Regions from separate parts of the Homo sapiens genome. Here region 1 is linked to region 2. A link is a contact called in ENCODE Hi-C data. All regions are on one chromosome and are shown on one strand. The core of a region is the stretch at or near the end of the contact, and the rest is flanking DNA. Distances in the headings are between cores, read along the strand shown.

Region 1 (6,509 bases), core at 225-2,724, 730 kb after region 2:
TAGGAAGAAACAAGATGTAAAGCAAAGTGCCTGTCAGGAAGAGGCTGACCAGTAATCAGATGATTATAATACAGCTTTTGAGAGCTTCCTATGGAAACACATATGGGGAAAGGAGAGGTCTACAACCCAGGATACCATGGGGCGCAGTTCCAGGGGCACAAAAAGCCATGCGGTAAACATATCACAGCTTCCCAAAGCATCAGTTTTATTTAACAGGACATTTAAACTATTTATCTTAAAATAAAATATATATATTACAGAGTAGAAAGAAATTTTCCAATAAATTTCTTTTATTTAGCCCACGTATACCGGGTTCTTTCACCTTTCTCTTAATGAAGACTTCTAGGGAAAAGTGAGGGCATAAAGACCGGTTTTTGTGTAGGCGTTTATGAAGCCTAAGAAGCCCTTTCAGTGCCACTTCGCCATCAGTGCTAGAGGAATCCACATCATACTATTTACATTCACAGGGCACCATGTGGTTTATAAAGGCATTTGACGAATTTTGCACCTCACAGTAAACAAGTGTGCTATTTTGCTTTACTGATGAGGATATCGAAGTTTTATGAGATTAATCCATTTTGGTGAGTGGTTCAAAGTCACAGAGTGATTAGTGGCAGAATCAGACTTCATCTTGGTTTCTGACACCAAATCCATTATTCTTTCTCCTGTAACTCATTCCTTCTCTTTCCAATGATTAAAAATTAAAAGACTGAGGTAAAGGATCTCTAGCCTTTTTCTGGCACATATCCACCTTCTTGCTCTTTGGGAATGGAGGGTAGAAGTGAGGAAGGTAGACTCTGGCAGATGCTGAGAGTGAAGTTCTTGAGAGGCCGGGTGAGATGGAAGGCTCTGCTTGATGTCTGAGAAAACTTAGGGAAAGGGGCATGGGAATTAATGAAGGTGAAACTGGGTTAAGTAGGGAACACTGTGGTGACAATTTAAGGATCTATCATGAGAGGTGTCAAGATCTGCTTGTTGTTAGATTTTGGGTCTCTTGCTAGTTGCCCTTCACATAGATTATACTCTTTGTTCTCTCATTGACGCCTCATGACCTTAGACTTGCTGTTTTGACTTTTCCATCCATCAAAACTAAACTAGCTAACATTGCAAAGTTTTGGAGGGATATAACATCAAAATAATGTTTAAGATGCCCCATCTTAAGTTAGGCAGTGAGGAAATACCACAAACCATGCTGATGCTTCTTGAAAAACAAGCAGGGCTAAGCCACATATCATTACTTGGCAATGCTAAATTCCTGAATTGCTTATATATACGTTTCACATGTAACCTCTGTCTTTAAACTAAAGAAGTTATTTGCTTATAATAATTACAGATTTGATTAAAATCATACACCGTGATTCAAGATTTAAAAATTAAATGGCTGAGACAAAGAAGTGACAAACTAAAGGAAGCCACAGTATGCTTGCCAATTGTTCTTGGCAGGAAATGGATGACTCATCCTGAACATGTGCTTTCGTTGCTGGGACAATGGGGCGCAATGAAAATGTTCAACTTACTGAATAGTGTGGACATTTTTGTCATCTGTTTGTAGGAGACTGATGAAATACAACTACAGATTAATAAGAACCCCGAAGTAACCTATGCTTTTGTGTGAGAAAACTAATGATAAATATTAAGAAAAAGACATGGACTGTTTCAAAATAATCAGTAGGTTTTCTATGCACTAAAAGAGACTGTGTACGGCAGATCCCAGGAAAGTAGAGGTGGAGAAATTCCAGAATTTAGGAAGGAAACTTAATATTGCCAATGGGAGACATGATTTATTCCCAAGAAGGAGAAAATAGGATTAGTAGCTGAGGGAGAAGTAAACAAGTAAGTTTTGGTTGCAGGAGAATGGGCCATTTCTGAAGTCCTTCCTAATGTGACCCTGATAGGATATCATCTCCTGTCTGGTATCTAATCCTGTAAAAATATCTGACAGGTAGACAGGGAAGGGGTATTAACTTGGTTTAACCTTCATGAACTGGCCCAGAGTTACTAAGCACTTAAAAGGACTGAGGGGCTGTGTAGGGGCCGGAGTATATGGGAAATTTCCGTACCTTCTCCTCGATATTGCTGTGGACCTAAAACTGCCTTTAAAACATTAAATCTATTTAAAAAAATGCTTTGTTGACAAAGTATCAGTGATCAAGGCAATCCTAGTTTGGCTAAAGGATGTGAACTGAAGTTCAGGTTTTATCCCTAACTGGCTCTGTAACCTGGGGTTAGTTTGCCTTTCCGAGCCTGTTTCTATATCTATTAACAAGAAGCTTCCCTAGCTTATCTTCAAGGCCTTTTCCAGATGGAAAATGCTGTAATTCATGTGAGCAGAAATATCTGTGTACATACAACAGTCTCAGAGGAGAGCACAGTTTTGCCAACAGATGAATACCTTGAGATACCCCAGGGAAATTTACACTCTGTTATTATAGATTTGCAATCACAGGTGTGTTGTCGGTAGTGGAGCATGAGCTGAAGGAAATGATTATTGTGAGTGGGGAAAAGGGCATTTTATAAGCTGGGGCAGATTAATAATGAAGGTTGTGCTGGGGATTCCTGTTCCTTGTAACCTTAGCCATTCTGTCCATGGGGAGATCCTAGATTTGCATTTTCTCATTCTATTTGCTCAGTTAGAGCCCTCCTTTATCAAAGACTACTTCCTAAGTCCAGAATTCAGAATTGTAAAAGGAAAACTACAGAGGTGGTTAACAGAGTCCTGTGGTTTGTTCTACAGCATGTGGACTTGGCATAGCCTCCCCAAGTCTGCAAAAATGCAGGCAGAAGATGCCCTCTAAGTAAAGTGTACTTGCCTTTTCCTGCATACAGCCCTATGGACACAACAGTGAATAATGCCAAGAAAAGGAGGCAGCATAATATAACACCAACGCAGAAGGAGATTTTAGCACACAGATCCTTGCAGCAATCTTGGACCGTCCCTGAATATTCTCTCAATTCATTCTCCCAAACATTAGAGCATCTGTTTGTGAGCCAGCAGAGCTTTTCATTCAGAATCATGACACTCTGCAGGCAGTTACAGAGAAGAAAATCTTTTATCTCAGCTTTCAAAAAGCTCCATTAGGCAGATTCTTTTTCTTCTTTTCAGAACAGACCCCTGCTTATTTTAGAGGAGGTATGTTCTTGACAAGTGCTCTTCCCAAATGTGCTGCATTGTAATTCAACCCCCAGTAACTTGACCAGTTCTCTGACTTTATCAGATCGGATAGAGGAGTCCTGCTGCCTGAGGCTCTTGGCTGCAAAGGTGAATGTTGAGAGCAGTGCCTGCTGCACTCCTCTCTGCGGGTTCTCACCTCCCAGTGGCTCATTTCCAATTTTCGTGTTAGAGCTGCATGCAGAGACCTACCTGTTAGCACAAGAAACAGATGTTGCCTCACATCTCCGAGGCTTCAGAATTTATGAATACTGGTATTTGTGGCATTCATCTCACATTTCCTGGGATGGTCTTGATTCCAAATTATTTTTCTGAGTCTTTGATATTGAAAATGTCCTTTTATAGATCAGTGGTTCTCAAGCTTCAGGGCACATTAGAATCATATGAGGGTGCTTACTAAACAATAAAGATTCACATGCTCTTCTCTCAGAGATTCTGATTCAAAAGGCCTGAGGTAAGGGCAAACCTTTTAATTGAGTTGCCACACACTCACAGTAAAGTGCTCCCACCTGAAGTGCACAGCTCAGTCAATTTTTATGTATGTATACAACTGTGTAACCACCACCCAGATGAAGCTGGGGAGCATTTCCAACAGCCCAGCCCAGAATATTTCCCTGGCACCTTCCCAGGCCACCCATTCCCCCACCCTGCCCCAAGATCACCACCATTCCTGCCATTTCAAGATGTCTGCTTTTTTTTTTTTTTTTTTTTTGGAGACAGAGTCTCACCGTGTCGCCCAGGCTGGAGTGCAATGGCACGATCTTGGCTCACTGCAATCTCTGCCTCCTGGGTTCAAACGATTCTCCTATGTCACCCTCCCAAGCAGCTGGGATTACAGGCGCGCCACCACGCCCAGCTAATTTTTTGTATCTTTAGTAGAGACGGGGTTTCGCCATGTTGACCAGGCTGGTCTCGAACTCCTGACCTTGTGATCTGCCCGCCTCGGCCTCCCAAAGTGCTGGGATTACAGAGTGTGAGCCACTGCTCCCGGCCAGATGTCTGCATTTTTAACCAGCTGCTCAAGTGATCCACATGTAGATGTTGTTCTTCATCTTTTGAAAATCAATGGATGTAATACAATGGCCAGGAGAAAACCCACCTGCATGTTTTGAGGCTGCAACTAGTAGCCTCCAATAGATATTCTTACCCTTGTCAAAGTAACCTGCTTGAGAGATTTGGGAAACTCCCAAACCTACAGGGGCTGCCAGCTACAGAACAATATGCCTGGAATGTGTCTGATGAAAACAGCAATCCCATTCAGTTGGATTGCATCTTTCTCAGGTAATGCCAGGGTGTTCAGTACTTCCTTATGGAAACAATCTTGAGAGTAGGAAGTTTTAGTGTCTGTAAAGCACTACTACCCAGGCATGGTTGTTTTGACTTCATAAAAGCTATCCTAGTTTTTAATCTAGAAACATAGTTAATATTCTTTGAGTATCCTAATTAATTCTCATAACAACCCTATTAAGGTAGATTTTTATTCCAGAAAACCAGTGTCAATTCTTTGGATAGGAGTATAATAATACTGAACATTTATTGAATGCTTCCTATCGCCACTGTACTAAATGCTTTGAAAGAATTCTTTCTTTTCCTTCATCCTTACACGAGTGAGCTTTCCCAAGGTCACCAGAGGTAGTAAATGAGATTTGAAGTCAACCCTAGTCTCACTTAGATCCTAATCTCTTAGCTCTGTGCTGGAATATTTCCCTAGATAAATACAATTCATTTATTTCTTGGCTTGGTGGAATCCTCTTGTCTTGAGATCATGCAACTTCCTTGGCTTTCATTTAAGCTTTTTAATGTGTAATTTGGAGGTCTGAATATTCATGCCCATCAGAAGACATAAACTCCTACTGGGAGATAACTTCTAACATAGGTTCATAAAATAGCATTCTGGTTTATATATCAAATGTTGTGAGTTTGGTCAGTCTCTAACTGGGTCCTGAAAGGCCTGAATAGCTCTATGTGCCATGACAAAAATTACTTTCAGAACTTGAAAACCTGAGGACAATAACTGGCTCAAGATAATCTCACCATGGTATTAGCAACAAACCCAGCTCCATCTCCTAAGCAGCTCCCCCATGCTTCATGCCCTCCAGCCCCACAAGAGTTCCTGTCCTAAAGGAGCTACACCCTCCATTTTCCTTACTTTACCTAAAAATCCCAAAGAAGGAATGTAGGTTCAAGAGAAACATTTACTATTTCTTTACCTTTGCCATTGAAGATGTACATACAATGATGTGAATATTAGTGTTTGAAGTTCTGGTCCCAGTGTTTTATTGGTTGTACCATAAATTTTAGTGGAAAAGGCAGGGTGCGGTGGCTCATGCCTGTAATCCCAGCACTTTGGGAGGCCAAGGTGGGCGAATCATGAGGTCAGGAGATTGAGACCACCCTGGCCAATATGGTGAAACTCCGTCTCTACTACAAATACAAAAATTAGCTGGGTGTGGTGGTGTGTGCCTGTAGTCCCAGCTACTCGGGAAGCTGAGGCAGGAGAATAGCTTGAACCTGGGAGGCAGAGGTTGTAGTGAGCTGAGATGATACCACTGCACTCCAGCCTGGGCGACAGAGTAAGACTCCATCTAAAAAAAAAAAAAAAAAAAAAAAAAAAAAATTAGTGGAAAAAAAATTGCCTCAAGGTTGTTTTCCTAGGCAGGCCTAATTTCTTTCAGAAATGAGAGTGATAGGTGCCATAGTCTACATTCATGAAAAATTTCATTTCCTTTTGCTTATTTACAGTAAGCAAAATCCAAGTATATTCTCATGAATGGCCTGACCAATACCAGTCTTCCTTAGCTTTGCAGACACAATTGTGCACAGAGCACACCTGGTACTTTTTAGATATGTGTATTATCCCTCACAGAGAAGGAACAAAATGTACTTTTCATTTTAATACTTTCCCTTAGTTTTAATTTTTGGCTCCATCCATGGATATGTCATTCATCAGTATAGAAGGCAGTTTGATCTCAATGGCAGCAATAATCCCACAGCATGCAGATACTAATGCTTAAGAGTCTGTTCAGGTTAAGGCAAATGCACTCTATGGTTTGTGAAACAACTTAACAGGGACTTAAGAGCTCTCATACCCATTTTGGATTTATTCAAGCATCTCTCTAGTATTTCACTAGGATACATGCTCCATGAGTACAGAGATTTTTATCTTTGATGACTTTGTGTCCCTAGTATCCAAAACAAAAGTGCTCAATAAATAGTGAATGAATTCATTTATCCATCCATCCATCCAGTCATCCATCTACCTATCTATCCATTGTTTACCATTCCACCTCAGCTAAGGTACCTGCATCCTTAAGTGCATAGAAAGAAAAATAATCTGCCT
Region 2 (6,569 bases), core at 240-2,739:
CAAAACTTTTCACACACACCGTACACGTTGCCATTCCCAGTTGAGAAAAATGTAAACAAACATAAAGATACAATATTAAATCGTAACTACATAACATTAACTAGTACATACCGTACTACTGTAATAATTTTCTAACCACTTCCTGTTATTACTATGAGCTCAGGTGTTGCGAATATCTGCTTAAAATGCTGTGTGATGCTAATCATCTCTGTATGAAGTTATTTGCTCCAGTAAATTGCATATTGCTTTAAAAAGTCATTTCTCATCATTCTTGCCTATTTTCATCATGTTTCGTGCAATATTGTAAACCTTGAATAACGCTATGGGACCCATGTGAAGTACCACTGTTGATGCTTCGGTTGCTCCCAAGAAGCAGACAAAGGCCATGACATTACAAGAAAAAGTTTAATTGCTTAATATTTAGCTCTAGATTGAGGTCTGCAGCTGTGGTTGCTGCTATTTCAAACTGATGATTCATCTTGTAAACAGATGGCATAAACTTATGGTATCAATAAATATGGTATAGTACTGTAATTGTATTTTCTCTTATGATTTTCTTAATAACATTTTCTTTAGCTTATGTATATATTGTATTACATAATACAATATGTAATACATACAACATATACAATATGTGTTGACTCTTCGTATTATGTATAAGGCTTCCAGTCAACAGCAAACAGTAGGCTATTAGTACTTAAGTTTTTGGAGGGTCAAAAGTTAAATGCACTTTTTTTTTTTGACACGGAGTCTTGCTCTGTCACCTAGTGCAAGGACACAACCTGGGCTGCCTCAGCCTCCTGAGTAGCTGGGATTACAGGCGTGCACCACCATGCCCAGCCAATTTTGTATTTTTAGTAGAGATGGGGTTTCACCGTGTTGGCCAGGCTAGTCTCAAACTCCTGACCTCAAATAATCTGCCTGCCTCCCAAAGTGCTGGGATTACAGGTGTGAGCTACCACTCCCAGTCCCTAAATACACATTTTTGACTGCTTAAACGTCAGCTGTAATTTCTTGGTACTTGATTAGTATCATGTACTATAGAATGAAAAAAGTACGTGATCTATACTGACATTTAAATTATTGGAGTATTTAAGAAATGTATACCTTAGAAGAAAAGGAGATATAGGATTTACATACAGATTATTATTTATGACTTTAAAAAATTACTTCATCTTATTTTAGCTTCCACTTAGATTAAAGGCAAACTTTGAAACTTGTAAAATTCTTCAAATTTTATATTGATGAGTTGAATTCAGAAGGTAAAAATGTTTTTGATTCATGTTCTCCTTAGATGCAGCAGATATGTTAATTATATTAACTATTTCAGTGTGATTTCTACTAAAGATGAGTAATGTGAGTAGCAAAGCAGGTTGCTTTACTTCCACTTGAAGTAGAAACAGCAGAGGGCACTGTAATGTTATCTTTGGTAGGTGAGACGGTGAAACTGCACTGGAGTCACACAGTGATTCATTTGCCAAATATCTATTCAGTCATTTAGAGAGTATTTAGTGAGTATCAGTTATATGCCAAGGGATACAGAAAAAAAGTCACTGTCCCTCTTAAACTTATGTTTGAATAGTCTACTATTATGTAACTGATGTAGGAAATCATAATGATTTTTATATTCCCTAGCCTCTTTTGTCTGTATAGTTGTTAATGCTTGTGAATGGGGTGAGGGAAAATAAATAGAAACATGGGCTTTCTGGTTTTTTTGGTAAAGAGGTGCACTCTGTATACTGCTGTTTCTGCATATTCTTGTTACTTCACGGCTATCAAAATCATGTAGTAATACTTCCATCGAAAATGGATTAGAAAGGGTGAATAGAGCTAACTTTACAGTTCAGGCTGTTTTAAAGTTATTCAAGACATGGACACCTATGTTTTACTGACAGAATGCTAAAACCTACATTAATTCTGCTAGTGGTTCTTATAAAGTATTTTAAATTAGCATTAAATGTTCTGTCTGATACATACAAAAGAATATGTGTCATATGTAAATGAGAGCATAATTATACAATGAGCCCTTATTGAGCTATCACTCAGCTTAAGAACTAGAATCTTCCATGTACCTTAGGTCTTTCTGCTGCTTTTTTTTTTTTTAGATAGAGTCTCGCTCTGTCGCCCAGACTGGAGTGCAGTGGTGCAATCTCGGCTCACTGCAAGCTCCGCCTCCCGGGTTCACGCCATTCTCTTGCCTCAGCCTCCGAAGTAGCTGGGACTACAGGTGCCCACCAACACGCCCAGCTAATTTTTTTTTTTTTTGTATTTTTTAGTGGAGACGAGGTTTCACCGTGTTAGCCAGGATGGTCTCAATCTCCTGACCTCGTGATCCACCAGCCTCGGCCTCCCAGAGTGCTGGGATTACAGGCTTGAGCCACCGCGCCCGGCCTCTGCTGCTTTTTTATCCCTGAGCCTGCCCCAAGAGGGCATGACTAGGTTGTATTTTTTTCTTTTTATTATTCTTTGCTTTTTAAAAAGTCTTTTTTTTATTGTTTTTTACTCATGTATGTATCACTAGATTTTGCTTGGTTTTCAATTTTAAAAGAATGGTGTCATGGTTTATATAATTTTCTAGGACTTGCTGTTTGTAGTTACCTTTTTTTTTTTTTTTTAATTTTTTAAAGAGACAGGGTCTTGCTCTGTTGCCCACACTAGGGTGCATTGGTGTTATCACAGCTTACTGCAGCTTTGAACACCTGGGCTCAAGTGATGCTCCCACCTCAGCCTCCCTAGTAGCTGGGACTACAGATGCCTGCTATGCTAGGATTACAGTGTGAGCTACCACGCCCAGCTAACTTTTTTTAATTTTTATTTCTTTTAGAGATAGGTCTTGCTATGTTGTCTAGGCTGGTCTTGAACTCCTGGCCTCAAGCAATCCTCCCACCTCAGCCTCCTGAGTAGCTGGGATTATAGATGCAAGCCGTTGTGCCTGGCTGTAATTAACATTTTACTTTTAATATTCAATCATGTCGTTTGTTATAGAACTAGATCATTCCTTTTTAGTGCTATATACTATTTCATTATATGGATATGCCAGAATTTATTAAAATTCATTTTTCAATTGATGAATATGTTGTTTGGTTTTTGCTATTATGAACAGTGTTGCTATGAACATTCTTATTCTTGTCTCTTGGTATATACCTGTAAAAGTTTTTCTAGATCCAAGAGTGGAATTGTTGGACCCACAGGGTATTCAGTTTTATATAAGAAGCTCACATTGTTTTCCAAAGTGCTTGTATCAACTTATACTCCATTAACAGTGCTTAAGACATCTCGATGATCCCATCCTCATCAGTATTTGGTATTATCAGACATTAATTTTTGTTAATTTTACTGAGTATAAAATATTTATTATTTTGATTTGTATTTGCCTCATTACTAAAAAAGGATGAACATCTTTTCATACATTTATTGCCCATTTGCATTTTTCTTTTGTGAATCACTGTTCAAGTCTTTGCCCTATTTTGCTATTATGATGTTCTTTTTCTAATGATTTATTGAAGTTTTTTTTTAAGAACATTCTAGGTACCAACCTTTTGTTAATTATGGGTGTTGCAAATATCTTATTTTGTGCCTTTTCAGTTTATGATACCTTTAAATAAATTTATACTTTTAATATTGAACTTACTGATTTTTTAATTTTTGGGTTAGTGCTTTTTTGTGTCTTTTTAAAGGAATCTCTGTCCCAAGTTTATGAAGATATTCTCTTATTCTAAAGATTTTCCAGTTTTGCTTTTTTACATTATGTCTGTAGTCTTCATAGAACTATTCTTTGTGTGTGGTAAGAAGTAGAGTTCTCTCTACTTTTCCAATATTGATGACCAGTTGATAACCTCATATTGTTAACTGAGTAATTTATTCTCCCTATTTCTGTTGTATATCTGAGCTCCATGTATGTATGTGTCTGTTTCTGAAAGCTATCTGCTATGTTCTTTAGGTCAATTTATCTCTCTGCATCAGTACCATACATTTAAAATTATTTTTAGGAATCAAATGAATCTTGGATTTAGTAACTGAAAGAGACACCATATACTTTATGATGTTTTATAAAAATATAAAGTTGGTTTATTGACTCATTCAACATAAATTTATTGAACATCTTTAGTATGGTAGGATGCGACACCTTCAATAGGGCAGGAAGTTTACCAGGACCTGAGAATTTATGGGAAAATAAGGCAGACAAAACTTCCTTCTCTCATGGAATTTAATGTCTAATGGAGGAAGAAAAGCAATAAACTATATTTTTCAGATAATGATAGGAGCTACAATGAAAATCATGTAAGGTAAAGTGATAATAGTATAACTGTGAAGTGGTGGGTACTAACCCTAAAAAAAAAAAAATGCCAAATTGTGCCATGTTGAAATTAAGAACGTATCAAAAGTACCATGAAGAAACCAAAGGGCTTTTCTGAAGAGATGACCTTTGAGCCCAGACAACAAAGGAGAGGAGCTAATAATGTGATGATCTGGGGTAGGAATATTCCAGGTAGAAAGAGCAAGAGATAAAAGCCCTGTGACTGGGCAAAAGATGGCCTTTCTTGAGGAAATACCAAGAAGACTATTACGGCAGGAGCCAAGTGAGTGACAGGAGAGTAGTAGAGAATGAGGTTGGAACAAGTAGCAGGCCAGACTGTGTTGAATTTCCAGGTTATGGATTATATTGTAAATGTAATGGGAAGCCAGTGAGGATATTTCTGCATACTGGAAATCTAATTTATGATTTTAAAAGATTGCTCAGTAAGAGAAAGAGAAAAATAAAAACACATCTAAGGTTTTGGCCTGAGAAAGTAGTGGGAGGGGAGTAGTGATGGCATGAACTGAGTTTGGGGAGAGGCAGGTTTGAAGGATGAGCAGAATCAAAAATTACATTCTAGATAAATTTGAGATGCCTGTAAATAATTAAGAGGTGATTATAAGGCAGGCAGTTGGGTATGTAAGTTTGAGTTTAGGGGGAGATAGGAAGTTGGGAGTCATCAGTCTATACATTTTTTTAATTGACTTGGAAAAATAATTTTTTATATTTTGGATGAAAAGTGCAAGTGTTTTTGTATTTTTACTTTGGAATCTAAGGAGCTGAAATAAAATTTTGAAAACTATCGCAACAGAAAACATTTTAAACCAATTAGATTTAAAGGACATGATGATAAAAAGGTGAATGTGAAATTCTGAATGTCTGTATTGAAAAATAAAACCTATGGTGGAGACTAAACCGTCTTTTTTTTTTGAGGTGGAGTTTCGCTCTTGTTGCCCAGGCTGGAGTGCAATGGCATGATCTCTGCTCACTGCAACCTCTGCCCCCCAGGTTCAAGCGATTCTCCTGCCTCAGCCTCCCTAGTAGTTGGGATTACAGGCGCGCCAACACGTCTGCCTAATTTTTGTATTTTTAGTAGAGACGGGGTTTCGCCACGTTGGCCAGGATGGTCTCGAACTCCTGGCCTCAGGTGATCCACCTACCTCGACTTCCCAAAGTGCTAGTAAATCGTCCTTTCTTAAGATGAAACTCGAGTTTTTATAGGCTGAAAGCACAGGAATATAAAATGAAAGAATGTGGAGATCCTCAGGTACTTTGGACTTGGCAGTTTGCCCTGTTTCTTCATTGAGTGTTTTCACTTTGTTTCTGCTCTCTGAAACTGGGCATGGCTCGCTATTACTGAGCGATAGATAGTAGGATGGCCAAATGGGTGAGAAGCAACTACAAAGCACTACTTAAATTGTTTATTGGGGCAGCAAGCTTTAAGAGACAGACTTTGGAACCAAATGGTTCTGAGTTAGAATCTTGCCTCTATTACTGTTTAGCCTCAGGCAAGGCAATCTCTGACCCTCAAGTTTCCTCCTCTCTAAAACAGTTATCATACCGACTTTTCGTGAAAATTAGAAATTAGAGTAGAAATTCTAGCGAATGTCAAATATTATTTTATACTGCTAGTAATTTGTAGTTTTTCTGATTACTAATGAGGCTGAGTATCTTTATATGTTTATCGACGATTTGTATTTTTTTTTTTGGGAAATGACTGGCTTTGGCTTATTTTGTTGGTAAATATAAAGAATAAATAGCACAATGAAAGGCACACAGTAAACCTTAGGCCTTTCATTATCAGTTGGATATGTATTTTCATTATTATAATGTCTATAATTTGTATATTTGACTCAAACATACCTGTCAGTTCTTCTTGGATCAGTAACAAACCAACATGAAAACAAGATGACTGTGAGAATTTATTAAAGTATTGAGTTGGTAAAATGAATATAACCACCAAGGCCATTTCAGTTTTGATCTTATTCCATGTTATTAACTATACTATTATGTAAATCTGTGACTTCAGTACTAATTATTTTTCCCTTCTTTCCTTGAGCTGTTGTAGCAAACAGTGACGAATCTCAGCTTCTGACACCAGGAAAGATGAGTCAGCGCCAAGGAAAAGAAGCTTATCCAACGCCAACCAAAGATTTGCATCAGCCATCTCTTAGTCCAGCAAGTCCTCATAGCCAGGGTAGGAAGTTGTGGTTTTCATGTTTTGTCTTGTTTTTGTTTTTGTTTTTGGAGGGGAGAAGGGGAGAATGACATT

The links. Hi-C counts contacts between places; a loop is a spot of excess contacts on that map. Pooled maps may share reads with other maps.
Region 1: a map of PC-3 shows a loop between it and region 2 (4-fold over the local background). The contact joins two enhancer-like sites. A Hi-C loop is called at or near these places in 3 of 168 maps with a recorded cell type or tissue (HCT116, PC-3 and endothelial cell of umbilical vein) and 2 of 50 pooled maps.

Annotation. Positions count from the first base shown.
Region 1 is chr12:75,717,801-75,724,309 of GRCh38, reverse strand. The region is part of intron 1 of LOC105369844 (a long non-coding RNA gene); the gene reads left to right. Among named protein-coding and RNA genes, the nearest start is that of KRR1, 210 kb to the right of the region's middle. Within about 2 kb of position 1,474, at least 14 of the 41 ENCODE cell types and tissues checked have a DNase peak (open chromatin) inside an H3K27ac peak, as active enhancers do; they include HCT116, where a contact is called at or near this core.
Region 2 is chr12:76,450,776-76,457,344 of GRCh38, reverse strand. It overlaps OSBPL8 (oxysterol binding protein like 8), which reads left to right. Exons shown (of 24, transcript NM_020841.5): 4 at 6,357-6,494. Among named protein-coding and RNA genes, the nearest start is that of BBS10, 110 kb to the right of the region's middle. Within about 2 kb of position 1,489, at least 3 of the 41 ENCODE cell types and tissues checked have a DNase peak (open chromatin) inside an H3K27ac peak, as active enhancers do; they include HCT116, where a contact is called at or near this core.